2 separate regions of the Homo sapiens genome follow, and region 1 is linked to region 2. Evidence: read pairs that join two places in POLR2A ChIA-PET (ENCODE). Cell type or tissue: MCF 10A. All regions are shown on one strand.

Evidence for each region. ChIA-PET counts read pairs that join two places held together with the same protein. Peaks named below come from ENCODE experiments on the same cell type or tissue, not always from the same donor. Only the 100,000 strongest peaks of a DNase experiment are listed, where the experiment ranks them.
Region 1: POLR2A ChIA-PET joins it to region 2 with 5 read pairs; 2 of 35 experiments call an interaction of 5 or more read pairs at or near these places.

Annotation. Positions count from the first base shown.
Region 1 is chr1:223,194,020-223,202,019 of GRCh38, reverse strand. No RefSeq gene overlaps it. Among named protein-coding and RNA genes, the nearest start is that of TLR5, 55 kb to the right of the region's middle. In MCF 10A, no CTCF peak of the experiment used is centred here; DNase peaks (open chromatin) are centred at 2,749, 3,259 and 3,509.
Region 2 is chr1:223,620,221-223,628,220 of GRCh38, reverse strand. CAPN8 (calpain 8) reads left to right here. Exons shown (of 21, transcript NM_001143962.2): 4 at 79-212; 5 at 1,064-1,232; 6 at 2,333-2,416; 7 at 5,321-5,406; 8 at 7,955-8,000. Among named protein-coding and RNA genes, the nearest start is that of CAPN8, 41 kb to the left of the region's middle. In MCF 10A, a CTCF peak has its summit at 2,702; no DNase peak of the experiment used is centred here.

The DNA of each region.
Region 1 (8,000 bases), 430 kb after region 2:
ATTACTGTCTCTATTGATTTTCCTTCTCCCCAACCCCACAGGCCAGGGCAGTCTAGTGCTTCATAAAGGAGCCGGGAAGGCAGCTCGGGTGTAGGAAGAGCATGGGAGGGGGAGTCAGGAAAAGGACTCCTACCATGGTTCAGCTGTCTGGGCCTCAGTTTCCCCATCAGGAGAGAAGAGAAGTGAACACTGATGGCTCCTAGGGTCCCTCTGGCTCTGATATTCTCTGCTTCTACTTCCTTCAGTGTATGCTCCATATGAGCACAAGGAACATAACATGGCCCAATTGGCTCAGAGTATAATTTCTGAGTCTCTGAATGCCTGCGTGCCACTAGGAGCAAGCTGTTAGGTCTGGGAGCTCTGGGTAATGATGAAGAAACATGAAGGATGAGCATGGAGAAAGAGTCACGTGTTGGCTGAGCTGGGGTGGCCAGGCATAGTGTAGGACCAGCCTGGTGCCCGTCACATTGGGTCCTCCCATGGCCTGAGGGAAAAATCCAGGGCTGCTTTGGGAGGAGGCATCCCACTTGGATGCTGGCAAAAAAAAAAAACATTGCCTCCAGCCCTCCCGTGTAAGCTAGTTTCCTCATTGGTAAAATGGTCAAAGCCAACCATTTTGAAAGTGCAGTATTTTATTTTATTTTGTTTTATTTTATTTTATTTATTTGTAATTTATTATTTAATTTTTGTATTTTTAGTAGAGATGGGGTTTCATCATGTTGGCCAGGCTGGTCTCGATCTCCTCACCTCAAGTGATCCACCAGCCTCAGCCTCCCAAAGTGCTGGGATTACAGGCATGTGCCACCGCACCCGGCCGAAAGTGCAGTATTTAACAGTCTGAACGGGATACTTTGTCTGCAAAGATCTGAGAAAGAGAAAGTGAGAGGAGGAATTGACTGTGGGCTGACTCCTCATGGTGCCACTGTGGGACTCCCTGACGTTCACTATCTTGCAAAATCCAATGATCCAATGATGTCACTGGAGGTCCTGTGACTGGGTCAAGCCCACCCTGCTGTACTTGAATTCAACTTTTCCTGATTCTAGACCAATCTCTGTCAGCCTTAAATGGGCTAAAAGTGGCAAAAGTTCCTGTGAATTGGCAAGACCTGGGCTGTCCTATCTTCCTCATAAAGCTGAACTCAGGCTGGGTTCCCAAGGCACCTAGAGGAAGGCATGTCATGCCAGCCTGGCACCAGGGCACAGGAGGTGAGGCAAAGGGCTCCTGTGTTAGCTCTCCTTGATCATGTATTTATTTGACAATATTTTTGGAGTGCCAGGGATTGTGAGAGATCCGGGGATTCAGGGTAAACAAGAGTGACAAGGACAGCCCTTAGATCACTTAGAGAGCAGAGGAGACAAGCACAGGGCAAATGCAGCCATACACCAAGCATGATGGTAGGGGACAAACGGTTTGCCCACGGAGGCTCCACCAGGGTCCCCAAGCCTTCTGCCAGCTGCCGGGGGCCTTGTGGCCATGTTGAGGAGGGTGGGCTTCATCTCTAGGGCAGCAGGGAACCATAGGAGGGTTTTGGGAGCTCTCCCAACGCACAGTGTGGCATGAAGCAAGACTGGGGAAGGGAAGCCGCGAGGGGGCTGCGCTGAGAGGCATTGTGGCTGGGCAAGGCACGTGGGAAAGGGACTGGACTGGAAATCATCATTCTCAGTAAACTATCGCAAGAACAAATAACCAAACACCACATATTCTCACTCATAGGTGGGAACTGAACAATGAGAACACGTGGACACAGGAAGGGAAACATCACACACCGGGGCCTGTTGTGGGGTGGGGGGAGAGGGGAGGGATAGCATTAGGAGATATACCTAATGTTAAATGACGAGTTAATGGGTGCAGCACACCAACATGGCACATGTATACATATGTAACAAACCTGCACGTTGTGCACATGTACCCTAAAACTTAAAGTATAATAATAAAAAAATTAGCCAGGTGTGCTGGCACATGCCTGTAGTCCCAGCTATTAGAGAGGCTGAGGCAGGAGAATCGCTTGAATCTGGAAGTAGAGGCTGCAGTGAGCCAAGATCGCACCACTGCACTCCAGCCTGGGTGACAGAGCAAGACTCTGTCAAAAAAAAAAAAAGAAAAAAGAAGAAGAAGAAGAAGAGGAGGAGGAGGAAGAAGAGGAAGAAGAGGTAGAAGAAGAAGGAGGAGGAGGAGGAAGAAGAAGAAGAAGAAGAAAAGACGAAAGAGGAACCAAACACCGCATATTCTCACTCATAGGTGGGAATTGAACAATGAGATCACATGGACACAGGAAGGGGAACATCACACTCTGGGGACTATTGTGGGGGGGGGAAGGGGGGAGGGGGGAGGGATAGCATTGGGAGATACACCTAATGCTAGATGATGAGTTAGTGGGTGCAGCGCACCAGCATGGCACATGTATACATATGTAACTAACCTGCACAATGTGCACATGTACCCTAAAACTTAAAGTATAATAAAAAATAAAATTAAATTAAAAAAAAAGAACAGAAGAAAGAGGAAGAAGAGGAAGAGGAAGAGGAAAAGGAAGGAGGAGGAAGAGGAGAAGGAGGAGAAGAGAAGAAGGAAAAGAAGGAGGAGAAGAGAAGAAGGAAAAGAAGGAGAAGAAGGAGAAGAAGGAGAAGGAACAACCAGTGGTGGAAAGCACTCAGGACACATAACGTTGCTCCAGGAATGTACAGCTCTGCAAGTCTGGCTGCTGAAGCTGCTGGTTGTAACCTGAGGCCAGTTGTTCACATAGCTGCTGAGCTAACTTGCTGCAACTATGGGACTACCTTCATGGCTTTTGCCCATCTTCATGGCTCACCAGTCAGAGCTTGCCAGTTCCCAGGGCTTTGCTAATACCAGTGAACTTTCTCCCAATAACACATGTAACATTTCCCTTTTTTTATAAAACCCCCAACCTTCTCTTTGTTCTTCAGGCATACCATCTTCAGAAGACCACTCTGTCTGTGTGTATGCCGTGAATTGCAATTCTTTCTTCCCAAATAAAATGCTACATTTCGAGATTCATCTCTCTATTTTTATTTTGGTTCATCTCCACTTTTTTATTTTGACTTCAACAGTAGACAAGGAAACAATTCACACAGACAACTTTTTTCCAATTTTAAAATTTTCTAAAAGTATTAAATTTTTTAAAATTTTGATAAAATATGTATTTTGTAACATAAAACCATCTTAACCATTTTTAACTGCATATTTCATCAGCATTAGGTACACCCACATTGTTGTGCAACCATCACCACCATCCATTTCCAGAACTCTTCATCTGGTGAAAGTGAAACCCTATACCCACGAAACAATATTTCCCTGTTACCTGCTACCCCTGGTCCCTGGTAGCCACCATATTCTACTTCCCGTCCCTATGACTTTCACTATTCCACGTACCTCAAAGAAATGGAAGTATATGGTGCTTGTCTTTTTGTGTCTAGCTGATTTCACTTAGCATACTGTCCTCAAGTTTCATCCAGCAAGTTGTAGCTTGACATAAGTTGTAGTTTGTGTCATAATTTCCTTGCCTTTTATGGTCAACTAATATTCCTTTATATGGATAGACCACATTTTGCTTATTTAGTCATCCGTCAATGGACACTTGGGTTGCTTCCAGCTTTTGGCCATTGTGAATAATGCTGCTATAAACATGGTGTACAAGTATATCAAGACCCTGCTTTCAATTCTTTTGGATATATACCCAGAAGAGGTATTACTGGATCATATGGTAACTTTAGTTTTAATTTTTTGAGAAATAGCTATACTGTTTTCCATAGCTAAAAGTTTAATATTAAGAAAGAATGACAGAGAAGGAAAGGAAAGGAAAGAAAAGGAAATGAAAGGAAAGGAATGGAAAGGAAGAAGGAAGGAAGGAAGAAAAGAAAGAAAGAGAAAGAAAGAAAAAAGAAAGAAAGAAAGAAAAAGAGAGAGAAGGAGGGAGGGAAGGAAGGAGGGAGGGAGGAAGGGAAGGAAGGAAAGAAAGAAGGAAGGAAGGAAGGGAGGGAGGGAATGAGGGAGGAAAGGAGGGAGACATGTTGGCAAGCATGTGGAGACACTGGAACCCCTGTGCACTGTTGCTGGGATGTGAAGTGGCGCAGCCGCGGTGGAGAAGGGTATGGCAGTTCCTCATAGAGAGGAGGGAACAACAAGGCAAGATGCCGACAGGTATACCTGCTTGAAGCTGATGGCCTCACCAATGGCCACAGGAAAAGAGGGATCTATCCAGAGGATGAAAGGTGCAGACAAGGTGGGCCCGATACAATGCGTTAGTCATCCTTGTATACTTAGCACATGGATGTGGCCTGGAGATAGTGCTCAAGAGATAATTGTCAAATATCTCACATTCATATGGCACTTACCATATGCCTGGCACAGTCACTGGGCTTTCATATATTAATTCGTTATTTAACCCTCACAACAACCCTATGTATGCTGTTATCTCCCCATTGTACAGATCAGGAAGCAGAGACAGAAGCAAGTTTAGTCATGTGCCCAGGGTCACACGGCTGGTAAATGGTGAAGCAGGGACTCAAAACCACTCTTGCAATTGCAGACTGCCTGACTATAATGCAAATCAGTCAGATGAAGGTAAAATACACATCCCATGGTATACTTTACTTCCCAGGCCACCCCACACCACGGAAAGCAAACATATCACAAAGGAATTAAAAAGAAAATGCTTTAGGCTCTGGCATCTGACCAATCTGGCTGAGTTCAAATCTTGGTTCTGCCCCTCATGACCCATATGACCTTCAACAAGCCACTTAAACTTCCTGAGCATCACTTCGTTATCCCTAAAATGGAGATGCAAATACATACTTATTTGCAGTAGCCGAGAGCTGAAAACAGCCCAGAGGCTCATCAGGAGAAGTGTGGCACGTCCATACAATGAGATACTACTCAGCAATAAGGAGCAATGAATTACAGATACACACTACAACATTCATTCAGCACGGATGAAGCTTGACAACATGACGATCAGTGGAAGAAGCCTTAAATGAATGAGTAAATTGCATCTGATTCCACTTTTTATGAAGTTCTAGAACAGGCAAAACTAAGCTACAGTGGAAAAATCGACTGGTGGTTGCCTCTGAGGGGTGGAGGCAGAGATTGGGAAAGGACATGAGGGAAATTTCCATGGTGATGGTAATGTTCTATATCTTGCTAGGCATTTGGATTACACAGCTGTTTGCTTTCCTTAAAACTCAATAAATGTATACTTAAGATTTGAGCACTTCATTGTACCTCAGAAGAAAAATCTGTAAAGAAAATATTGAACTCTAGTTAATGATTGACTGCTAACTTTAGGGAAAAACGTATTGATGTTTGCAATTTACTTTGAAATGCACCAGAAAATAAGGTGGATTAATGGGTGGATTGAGGATGAATAGATGGACAGATTATGTGACAAGGCAAATAAGGTAAAATGTCAATAGTAGAATGTAGCTAGTGGGCATATGGGAAGGGTGCTCACTGTAAAATTCTTTCAGCTTTGCTGTATGTTTGGGTTTTTTTTGTTTTTTTTTTTTGAGACAGAGTCTTGCTCTGTCGCCCAGGCTGGAGTGCAGTGGTGCAATCTCAGCTCACTGCAAGCTCTGTCTCCCAGATTCACGCCATTCTCCTGCCTCAGCCTCCCGAGTAGCTGGGACTACAGACACCCACCACCACACCCAGCTAATTTTTTGTATTTTTAGTAGTGACTGCTGTATGTTTTTAAAATTTTATAATAAATAATTAGAAAAAAATGTATAGTATTTTTATCACAGAGTTGTTGAGCACATTACCTGAGATCAAGAAGTCAGCTATAGAACTAGGTGCCTGGTTGACATTATCGTCTCATGTTATGGGTGAATTGTGTCCCTTCAAAGCCATACACTGGAGTCCTAACCAGTACCTCAGAATGTGACTTCACTTGGAGAAGAAATCTTTACAGAAGTAATCAAGTTAAGATGCAGTAATACTGGAGAAGGGTGAGTCCTAATCCAATATGACTGATGTCCTTATAAAAAGGGGAAATTTAGACACAAACATGCAGACAGGGAGAACATCACCTGAAGACCAAGGCAGAAATCAGGTGATGCTTTTACAAACCAAGAAATGGCAAAGATTGCTGGCAAACACTAGAAACCAGGAGAGAGGCCTAGAGCAGATTCTCCCTCCTAACCCTCAGGAGGAACAATCCTGCTGACCCCTTGATCTTGGACTTCTGGTCTGCAGAACGATGAGAAAATACATTTCTGTTGTGTAAGCCATCCTGTTTCTGGTGCTTTATTATGGCAGCTCTAGCTGACTACTACATCCCTCCATGCCCCTTAGACTCCAAGCCCCAGCAATGAATCTGAGACTCTCTCATCCTTGCCCAGCCCCTGGAGTTGTGAGGTGGCAGCTCACTTCTTGGGCCTCCTCAAAGCAGCCAATCACCACTCCCACAGTTGCTCCATCAACTGCCAGCAGCAGGTCCTTGCACCTGGGGAAGAGGTTTCCCTTTATACTTTACAGCTCCCCAGGCCAACCCCATAGAAGGCGGCACTCAGTGAGTTACTGCTGTATTTTTAACAACCCTGAAACATGACCCAGCCTCCTCGCCTGAGTGCTTCTCTGGAGAAAGAACCAAAGGCCACATGAGAGACACCACCCTGAGTGACCCCCTTGGCGCCCCAACAATGCCAACCACCAGCACAGACCCTCCTTCCTGTCTTTCAAATCTCCCCATCCTAGATTAGGTCCCTGCTTTCTGGACGTCTCCCTGTACTCCATCCTGCCTCTCAGTTTGGGGTGGCTTTGTCTCCCTTTTGGTTTAAACCTGTTCATCTGATCTTATCCCTCAAGGGCCCCTGCTTCGGTTCTCACAGGAAGCCAATAATAATGTCCAGAATTCAGTCACTAGAGTGACATGTGCTAGGACACTCCAGGCCCAGCCTGGCTGCAGGGAAAGGAAGAGGGAAGAAGCCAGGTGGGACCAGATCCCCTTCACTTCATGAGATAAGGGGAATGAGGGTCTCCCGAGTAACAGATGTCCCTTCTCTGAATGCCAGCACCAAGTCTGTTTGTTCACCCCTCACTGGGCCCTCAGTGTGACACAGAGCCTGGCATGAGGCGAATGCTCACCCAATGCAAGTTGAACAAATGGCTGATCACCCAGGAAAGTGGTAGGGGTTAAATGATCAGAGCAGAAGCTTATAACAGGGTTTTGGTCTTAGTGCTCTGCTGCCAGAATTGTGGCACCAATTATCTATTGCTGTTTACAAATCATCCCAAAACACGGTGGCTTAAAACATGAGCAATATTTTTATTATCACCTCTCACAGTTCTGGCGGTTGAATGGGTTCAGCTAGATGTTTCTTACACAATCGAGGTTAATTGGGGCTGGAGCCATCTCAGAAGTTTCCATAACCAATCTGGTTGTCAGCTCAGTCAGAAGAGCCACACATGGCCTCTCCAGGAGGCTTGGGCTTCCTCACAGCATGGTAGCTGGATTCCAAGAGCAGGTGTCCCAAGAGAACCAGGCAGAAGCTGTATTGCCTTTTAGGAATGAGCCTCACATAATGTCACTGCTGGAGTTTGAATGTTTGACCTCTACTAAGCTCATGTTGAGATTTAATTGACACTGTAACAGTATTAAGATACGGAGCCTTTAAGAGGTGAGTAAGTCACAGGGACACCATTCTAATGAATGCATTCAGGCCATTATTGTGGGAGCAGGTTAGTTATCATGGGAGTAGACTCCTGATAAAAAGCTTAAGTTTAGCCTCCATTCTCTGTCTGTCATGTTCACTTGTCCTTCCACCACGAGATGCTGCAGCAAGAAAGCCCTCACCAGATGCCAGTGCCATGCTCTTGGGTTTCCCAGCCTCCATGAGCCCAAAAAAACCCCTTATTTTCTTTATAAATCACCCAGTCTGGGGTGGGCACAGTGGTGGCTCATGTCTGTAATCCTAGCACTTTGGGATGCTGAGGTGGGTGCATCACTTGAGCCCAGGAGTTTGAGAACAGCCTGGACAACACG
Region 2 (8,000 bases):
CACGTGAGGTCCCCTGGAGGGACTCCCTTTACACATCTGCTTATTCATGTGAGCAGCCGCTGTGTCCCCCCTCCCCAGTTCTGGCAGTACGGAGAGTGGGTGGAGGTGGTCATTGACGACAGGCTGCCCACCAAGAATGGACAGCTGCTCTTCCTACACTCGGAACAAGGCAATGAATTCTGGAGTGCCCTGCTGGAGAAAGCCTATGCCAAGTAAGTGGGGGAAGCCAGGAGCTGGGAGACGCCAGAGCCTCCCTGAAAGCTCTCACCTGTCCCTCCCACGTCTGCCTCCCCACCCCAAACTCAGGGCGTCATGGCGTCTTTCCCAGCATCCAGACCCCCATGAGCCGGAGAGAGAGCATTTTTCAGTAACTAAGAGAAACAGAAATCTGGGCGGGGAGTTTAGCATCTCAGCTCTGCCTCGGGTGAATGTGTATGTGGTGGGGCCAGCCTCCCTGCCCCTCTGGGCCTGAGCTTTTCCTCTTTCAAATCCCAAGGTAGGTTCCTGGGGCAATGTAAACGTTTAAAAGAATGATGAAGAATAATAAAACAAATGTACTAGATACCAAACTCAACAAAGTGTCTGCTCTTTCCTCAGGAGTTCTTCTCACCAGCGTTTGATGTTCAAAACCTTCTTTGGGGTTCTTTTAATTAGTTTTGTTTACTGATACCCTTTTCTGCAACCCCAGTTCCTTTCCAGTTCTATTTCCCAGCAAGCCTCAGCAGATGCCTCTCAGCCTTGAGGGAAAGTTCTCCTTCTCCCCATCTGTGCCCCCAGCCCCCAGAAACCCAGGCAGCTGGGGCCAACTCTGGAGGGGTTGCCCTTGGCTTTGTAAAGGAGGGGGTGGCTGGAGAGAGGTTGGCTGAGGTCAGTTCCTAGTGAAGTGCTGAGCTGGGCACATGAAACAGTGGCCTAAGCACCTTCCTGGCCCATAGGCAAAATAGGCAAAGAGCCTTCCTTTATCTTCCAGGCCACAGTATGTCCTAGCACTGTCCCGGTCCCCAATCCCCGGGTCTCCTTGCTGAGGGTGCTAATGGAGCATGTGTTCTTTCTTTTCCAATAGGCTTAATGGTTGTTATGAGGCTCTCGCTGGAGGTTCCACAGTGGAGGGGTTTGAGGATTTCACAGGTGGCATCTCTGAGTTTTATGACCTGAAGAAACCACCAGCCAATCTATATCAGATCATCCGGAAGGCCCTCTGTGCGGGGTCTCTGCTGGGCTGCTCCATTGATGTGAGGCATATGGCTTCTCTACTGCCCCACCTCCCCCCACCGCCACCCCTTGTGTGGTAGGGAAGGGATGAGACAGCGGGAGAGAGGCCTAGGAAGGCTTTGGGTCAGAGCAGAGTCTGGAGCTTAGTGGGCAAGTCTAGTGACACAAAGGCCTGAACATATAGGGGCTGGTGAAGACCTAATTAGTGGGTAGGAACTGGGGTTAGTTGCATTGCAGGAGCCCCAATTTCCCTCTCGTTGTTAGAGCCCCTTCAGTACTGCTGGAGTGGCCCTAAGAACATAGTCTAGGATCCCTGGATCCTAGGCCCCCCATTTGCTACCTCCTTTTTGCTAAATAATCTTGAGGTTTTGGAAAACAAATGTGATGATTGATGATACCTGATGGATCTTGAGATCCCTGAAGAAAAGACAAGTTCTGAAACCAGAGGCTGTGGCTGGACAGGAGGCTGAGCTGTGTGGATTTCCAAGGTGGCTGTGGAAACAGAGGCTGGAGGCCCCCAGCCCTGAGGTCCTGTCACCACCTCGGGCTCCTGTGACCAGCTGCCCTCTGGCTGCCCTGTCTTCCTCTCTTGTCCTTACCTGGTGATTTTAGAAATGTGAACGACAAAGTGAGAAGATCCTCCCTTTTTCCTCTCTCTGCAAACCCCAGCAGGAGATGTGGTTTTTGGTGGAGGGGTGGTATGGGGCATGGGAGAGGGGGTGCTGAGGAAATGGGAAGGGTAATGAGGAGTCCACTCAGGGAGAACCTTGGAGGACTGGGACCTGTCCAGAGCCATCAGCATGGAGAATTAGCCTTCTTCAGGCAGCTGGGGGTCACTCTCAGAGAATAAATGACTTCCCAGTTTCTTGGTGGCATTTTGAAGGCTGGTAAATTGTCTTCCAGGCTTGGCAGGCACCTGCACTGGCCCGGAACTACAGGCCTAATTAAAGAGGGAGTCTGGATGGAGATGACTCTTTACCTGAGGTTCATAGCCATGCCTACACCCCTAGTCCCACACTGAAGCCCCCAGTGGCTGTGTAGTGTGTCCTTGGAAAGCATTCTACGGCCGGCCCCTGAGAGGTCAGGGTCAGCCACTGAGTGGACTTTCTTCTCTACGCAGGTCTCCAGTGCAGCCGAAGCCGAAGCCATCACCAGCCAGAAGCTGGTTAAGAGTCATGCGTACTCTGTCACTGGAGTCGAAGAGGTAAAATTGTGTGGAAGGTGGGGAAGGTAACGTGTGATAATATTTCCATGAATCCAAGCCATCTCGACAGGAGGAAAGAGGTGATTACTACTAGAAGGTTCGGAATTGGCTTTTGAGCTTCACTGCCATATTGGGATGCACTCTGCCTGTACAGAACCCCTGACACCACAGATGAGCATTAGCTTTTGCTCATTAGAACAGCTCTTCCGGCCAGGTGTGGTGGCTCACACCTGTAATCCCAGCACTTTGGGAGGCTGAAGTGGGAAGATTACTTGAGGCCAGGAGTTCAAGACCATTCCTGGGCAACATAGTAAGACCTCATCGCTACGAAAAAATTAAAAATTTTTTTTCTAAAACAAAAAAAATAAAAGAAGGTTCTTCTGACTCTTACTCACTTGAAGATGGACAACGTAACCTCTCTGAGCTTTTGCTCAATAGGTTCTAACTAAATGCAAGCCCTCTCCTTAGATGCAGCCAGGAAAGCTGTAGAGATTGTCAGTTAGATTCTACAGATCTTCCAAAAAATATGTTTGTGTGGGCAAAACAGTGGGAACTCACAAAATCCCAAAACAGGAAAAGGGGCAGTAGTCCCAGCTTTTAGGGTGGGGTAGAGTCATGGAAAGGCATGTAAGTATTCCTCACTCTCCAACCCGAGGAAAAAACATGGGCTATACTAGTCATTATTTTTTTTTATTTTTATTTTTTATTTTTTGAGACGGAGTCTCGCTCTGTCGCCCAGGCTGGAGTGCAGTGATGCAATCTCGGCTCACTGCAAGCTCCGCCTCTCGGGTTCACGCCATTCTCCTGCCTCAGCCTCCTGAGTAGCTGGGACTACAGGCGCCCGCCACCACGCCCAGCTAATTTTTGTATTTTTAGTAGAGACGGGGTTTCACTGTGTCAGCCAGGATGGTCTCGATTTCCTGACCTCATGATCTGCCCGCCTCGACCTCCCAAAGTGCTGGGATTACAGGTGTGAGCCACCGCACCCGGCCTATTCATTATTTTTATTTCCTACATTGTGTCTTCTTTCAAAAGGGATTTAAGGTGGCTTACAATGATTTTATTTATTTATTTATTTATTTATTTATTTAGAGACAGGGTCTTGCTCCATTGCCCAGGTGGGACTGCAGTTGCATGATCTTGGCTCACTGCAGCCTCAACCTCCTGGGCTCAAGTGACCCTCCTGCTTCAGCCTCCCAAGTAGCTGGGACTACAGGCAAGTGCCATCATGCCTGGCTAATTATTAATTTTTTAAAAATTTTTGTAGAGACAGAGTCTGTCTGTGTTGCCCAGGCTGGTCTTGAACTCCTGGGTTCAAGCCATCCTCCTGCCTCGGCCTCCCAAAGTGCTGAAATTACAGGTGTGAGCCACCATACCCAGCTAGTGGTTTACCATTAAAAGAACAGACATGATAAAACCACACAACTAAGTAAAATACATCAATCCACGCTGAAGACAGTGCTATAATTGAGAAATTAATTTTGCTTTGGGCTTCCCAATGGCCAAGGCAGAAAGGGAAATGCAATGAATGTCCCACCTCTTGTTATTTATTTAACTGAAATAGGCCAGGCATAGTAGGGTGTGCCTGTAGTTCCAGCTACTCGGGAGGCTGAGGTGGGAGGATCGCTTGAGCCCGGGCAGGCGCTTGAGAGCCTGCAGTGATTGCACCACTTCACTCCTGCCTAGGTGGCAGAGAGAGGCCCTGTCTCAAAAATAAATAAATAAATAGAGTTAAATGAAACAGATGTTCTTTACATGTGTTTGTGTTTCATAAATATGCTTTTCTTTTTTCTTTTTTTTTTTTTTCAGGTGGAGTCTTGCTCTATCACCAGGCTGGAGTGCAGGGGCACGATCTCGGCTCACTGCAACCTCTGACTCCCTGGTTCAAGTGATTTTCCTGCCTCAGCCTCCCGAGTAGCTGGGATTACAGGCACGCGCCACCACGCCCAGCTAATTATTTTTTTTGTATTTTTAGTAGAGATGGGGTTTCACCATGTTGGCTAGGATGGTCTTGATCTCCTGACCTCATGATCTGCCCACCTCGGCCTCCCAAAGTGCTGGGATCACAGGCGTGAGCCACTGCGCCTGGCCCAAATATGCTCTTTAATGAAGTTAATCTCATAAATGGGAATTGAACATGTACATGCAAACATTGGGCTAGGTGAGTTGGGGGATACACAGGAAATGAAGACAATGAGGACCTAACAGCCTACACAGTTGGTGTGTGTATATGTGAATGCCAGTGTGTGTGCAGGGGCCCAAGGGGCTTATGCTTGAGTGTTCAATAAATAGGGGAAAGCAGTATATGTGGATTTAGGAGTATGGGCTTTGGAGACGGACTGCCTGAGTTCCTGGCCTGCGTTCACCACTTACTAACTAGATAATCTCGGATAATGTAACTTCTTTAAGTCTCAGATTTTTGAGCTATGAAATGAAGATAATTCTTTATCTTCTCAGGATTGTCGTGAGTGTTAAATGAGGCAATAAAGCACCTAAAATGCTTAGCACTACACCTCATCTGTAGTACCTGCTCGATAAATGTTAACTGCCGTGCTTTGGTGTTTGTTTGGAGGGCGTTTATTATCATTAGGTCTCATGTATTAAAAGCTCAGTCAATCTTAGTCAACTATAAAATCTAAATCTGAGTTAAAGCAGACATAAGCTTGTTTTTGGGCTAGACTCACTCTTCATTTATTCAAACAAATTATGAAAAATACCTCATTTATTCAAACAAATTATGAAAACACTTGGCCCAAGCCTGAAAAGATGCATTAAAGGAAAATAAAAGTGTGGTCCTTTAGGGACATTTGAAAAATTTAATGCAGATCCTGTCAGGTGCAGACATGCCTGCAAGGCAACAGGAGCATAGTAATTCAGTCGCTTTTCTGTGTATGGAATTTGCAGGTGAATTTCCAGGGCCATCCAGAGAAGCTGATCAGACTCAGGAATCCATGGGGTGAAGTGGAGTGGTCGGGAGCCTGGAGCGATGAGTAGGTTTTTTTCCCCCGCTTCTCCAGTCATCTCTCCCTCTGCGGAAGGGTGTCGTGTAAAACACACAACAATGAGATCGATGTCACAGTGAGTTCAGCAGCACGTCCTGTCTGCAGATCACACAGTGTGTTCAGAAAAGAGTATTAAATGGATCCAGGCTGGGAAAAGCAAAATAAAAACCACTGGGCTGTAGTCTTCGATTCTGGCTTTCTGCTTTGGCATTTGAAAGTTTGGCGGCTCTGTGGAATTTTGCTTTGCGCTGAAAGGTTTTTGTGTTTTTTACCTGACGCACCGTGCTGGTCCAAAGGTCAAATCGATCACTCACAGTCTGTTTCTTTCCACTCCACAAACACTGGACACTGACAAAGGCCAAACCCCTCAGCACCAAGAAGAAACAAGGATGCTGAGAAAATGAAATTTGACCCTAGGAGCCCCGGGCCCTGGCAGCAGTGATGAATGAGGCAGCGGCACTCGCTCCTACCCTAGGCACGTTTGATCACTGACTGGAGAGACTCCTCTTGGGCAGGCCTCTCTGCTGATGAGGGAAAGTCAGTCAGAGGTGGTGATGTCCCAGGACAGCTGGGCCCTGGAATCCATGTCCCCATCATGCAGGAGGGTGGAAAGCATGGGGTGGTTTCTGTCCAGTGAGCACAGCTGGCCTGGCAGAGGCAGGTTAGTGTGGGGGAGGAATTAGAATTAGCCAGTCTCAGCTGGGTACAGTGGCTCAGGCCTGTAATCCTAACACTTTGGGAGGCCTAGGCGGGTGGATCACTTGAGCTCAGGAGTTCGAGACCAGCCTGACCAACATGGTGAAACCCCGTCTCTACTAAAAGTACAAAAATTAGCTGGAAATCGCTTGAACCCAGGAGTTGGAGGTTGCAGTGAGCCGAGATTGGGCCACTGCATTCCAGCTTGGGCAACAGAGCAAGACTCCATTTAAAAAAAAAAAATAATTAGCCAGTCTCATGGACAAAGAACCACCAGAAATGAAAATGGTCACAATAATGCCCCCTCCCAATACGTCCTTAATCCTCAAGTGCTGTCGGTACTCTGTGATGCCACCAGGGCTTTCGAAGGGGACATCGCCAAGTTTAATCACAGCATCATGACTGCTCATGTCATGACCACGCAGAGGGGCAGTAACTCCCTTCAGGTTGTGTCACGAAGAAACACGTGTCTCTAGGGCCACACATGAGCCTCCTGTAGGAAGGATTTTTCATTCTACTGTGTAAGATTGAGCAAAACCCAAAACCTCAGTTCCGCCAACTTCCCTAAAAGGATGACAGGGCCACGTGAAATTGAAACCCTGAATGTGGGCCATTCTTACCAAAAGTCACTACCGAGCTGTCCAAAGGGCTTGTTTGACTTTCTCTCCTTTCCCTGAGCACCCGCTCCCTGGCAGGCGGGAGGTGGTGACTGTCAAGTCCTGGAGGCCCTACCAGCTGGAGATGCAACCTGGGATAATTATATATATCAGCTATTGGAGGAGGAGGGTGCCGAATCTCTAAGGCAACATCCCTAAGCTCAGCCCAGGGATTAGTGAGATTTTACTTAAAAAAAAAAAAAAAAAGTAAAAAAAAGAAATTGGAGCAGTAGGTCAGATCTGGAATTTTCCAACTCCTGCCCTAATCTTTGTTTATAACAAGCACATTCTGAGATTTGGTTTTAATCAAATTAATGTTTCAATGAATTGAAGAGGCTCTGGGAATTGTCGTGCTGACCCCCGGGGTCTTAAAGCCTGGCTTGGAGGAAGAGGCTGCGCTGGAGTGTGCCCCAGCTCTTATGCTGGGGAGAGAAGGTGCTTAGGTTTTGCTGAAGGTATTCAGGCAGGGATTTTTTTTTTTTTAAAGATGGATCTTGATACTGCTCTGTTACTTAGATGTCACATACATATTTCAGGAAAACCTAACTTCGTAAAGGTCAGGAAGCTGGAGATGGCATTCAAACAAAGTGCATAGATATTGCCCTTGAAAGGCCACCAGCAGGAGGTCTCACAGGGTGACGTTTCTTCTGGGAAATTGCCGTAAAACTGGGCTGGATGATCATTCTCGTGGGTGTAAGGAAGTGAACCATGTCCATGTCCCCAGAGCTGGTTAGACTCTGTCAGCATATTCACCCTAGACTGCTGGATAAGCCAGAGTGATAAGTGACTAATGGGTACTGGAGTGCCTGCCTTTCCAGTGACGAGAACTCATCCACGTTCTCTCCTGGGCCTCCCCATTCCTGCAAACAGGGGCCTGGGAGTCTTAATTAGAAATGTCAAATTTGCCCTAGAGAGTAAAAATTAGAGCATAATGTTTGAGTCATAATGTTCCTGGCACATGTCCAAGGCCATCGTGCTAGTGCCCATGGAGTCCGTGTCCTGGGTCTGTGTCCCTTCCCCAGACAGTGTGCTCGCGCCACACTGTCCATTCTGCCTTTCTGTCTGCCTGCAGTGCTTTTGGTATTTTGTTTCTGGCTCTTAGGGGGAAGCTTAGCTGCAGTAAACAGCTTGCCCTGCTTGTAGAACCTCTCAGGAGCGAGCATCTCTGCTTGTTTTCCCCTCAGTGCACCAGAGTGGAATCACATAGACCCCCGGCGGAAGGAAGAACTG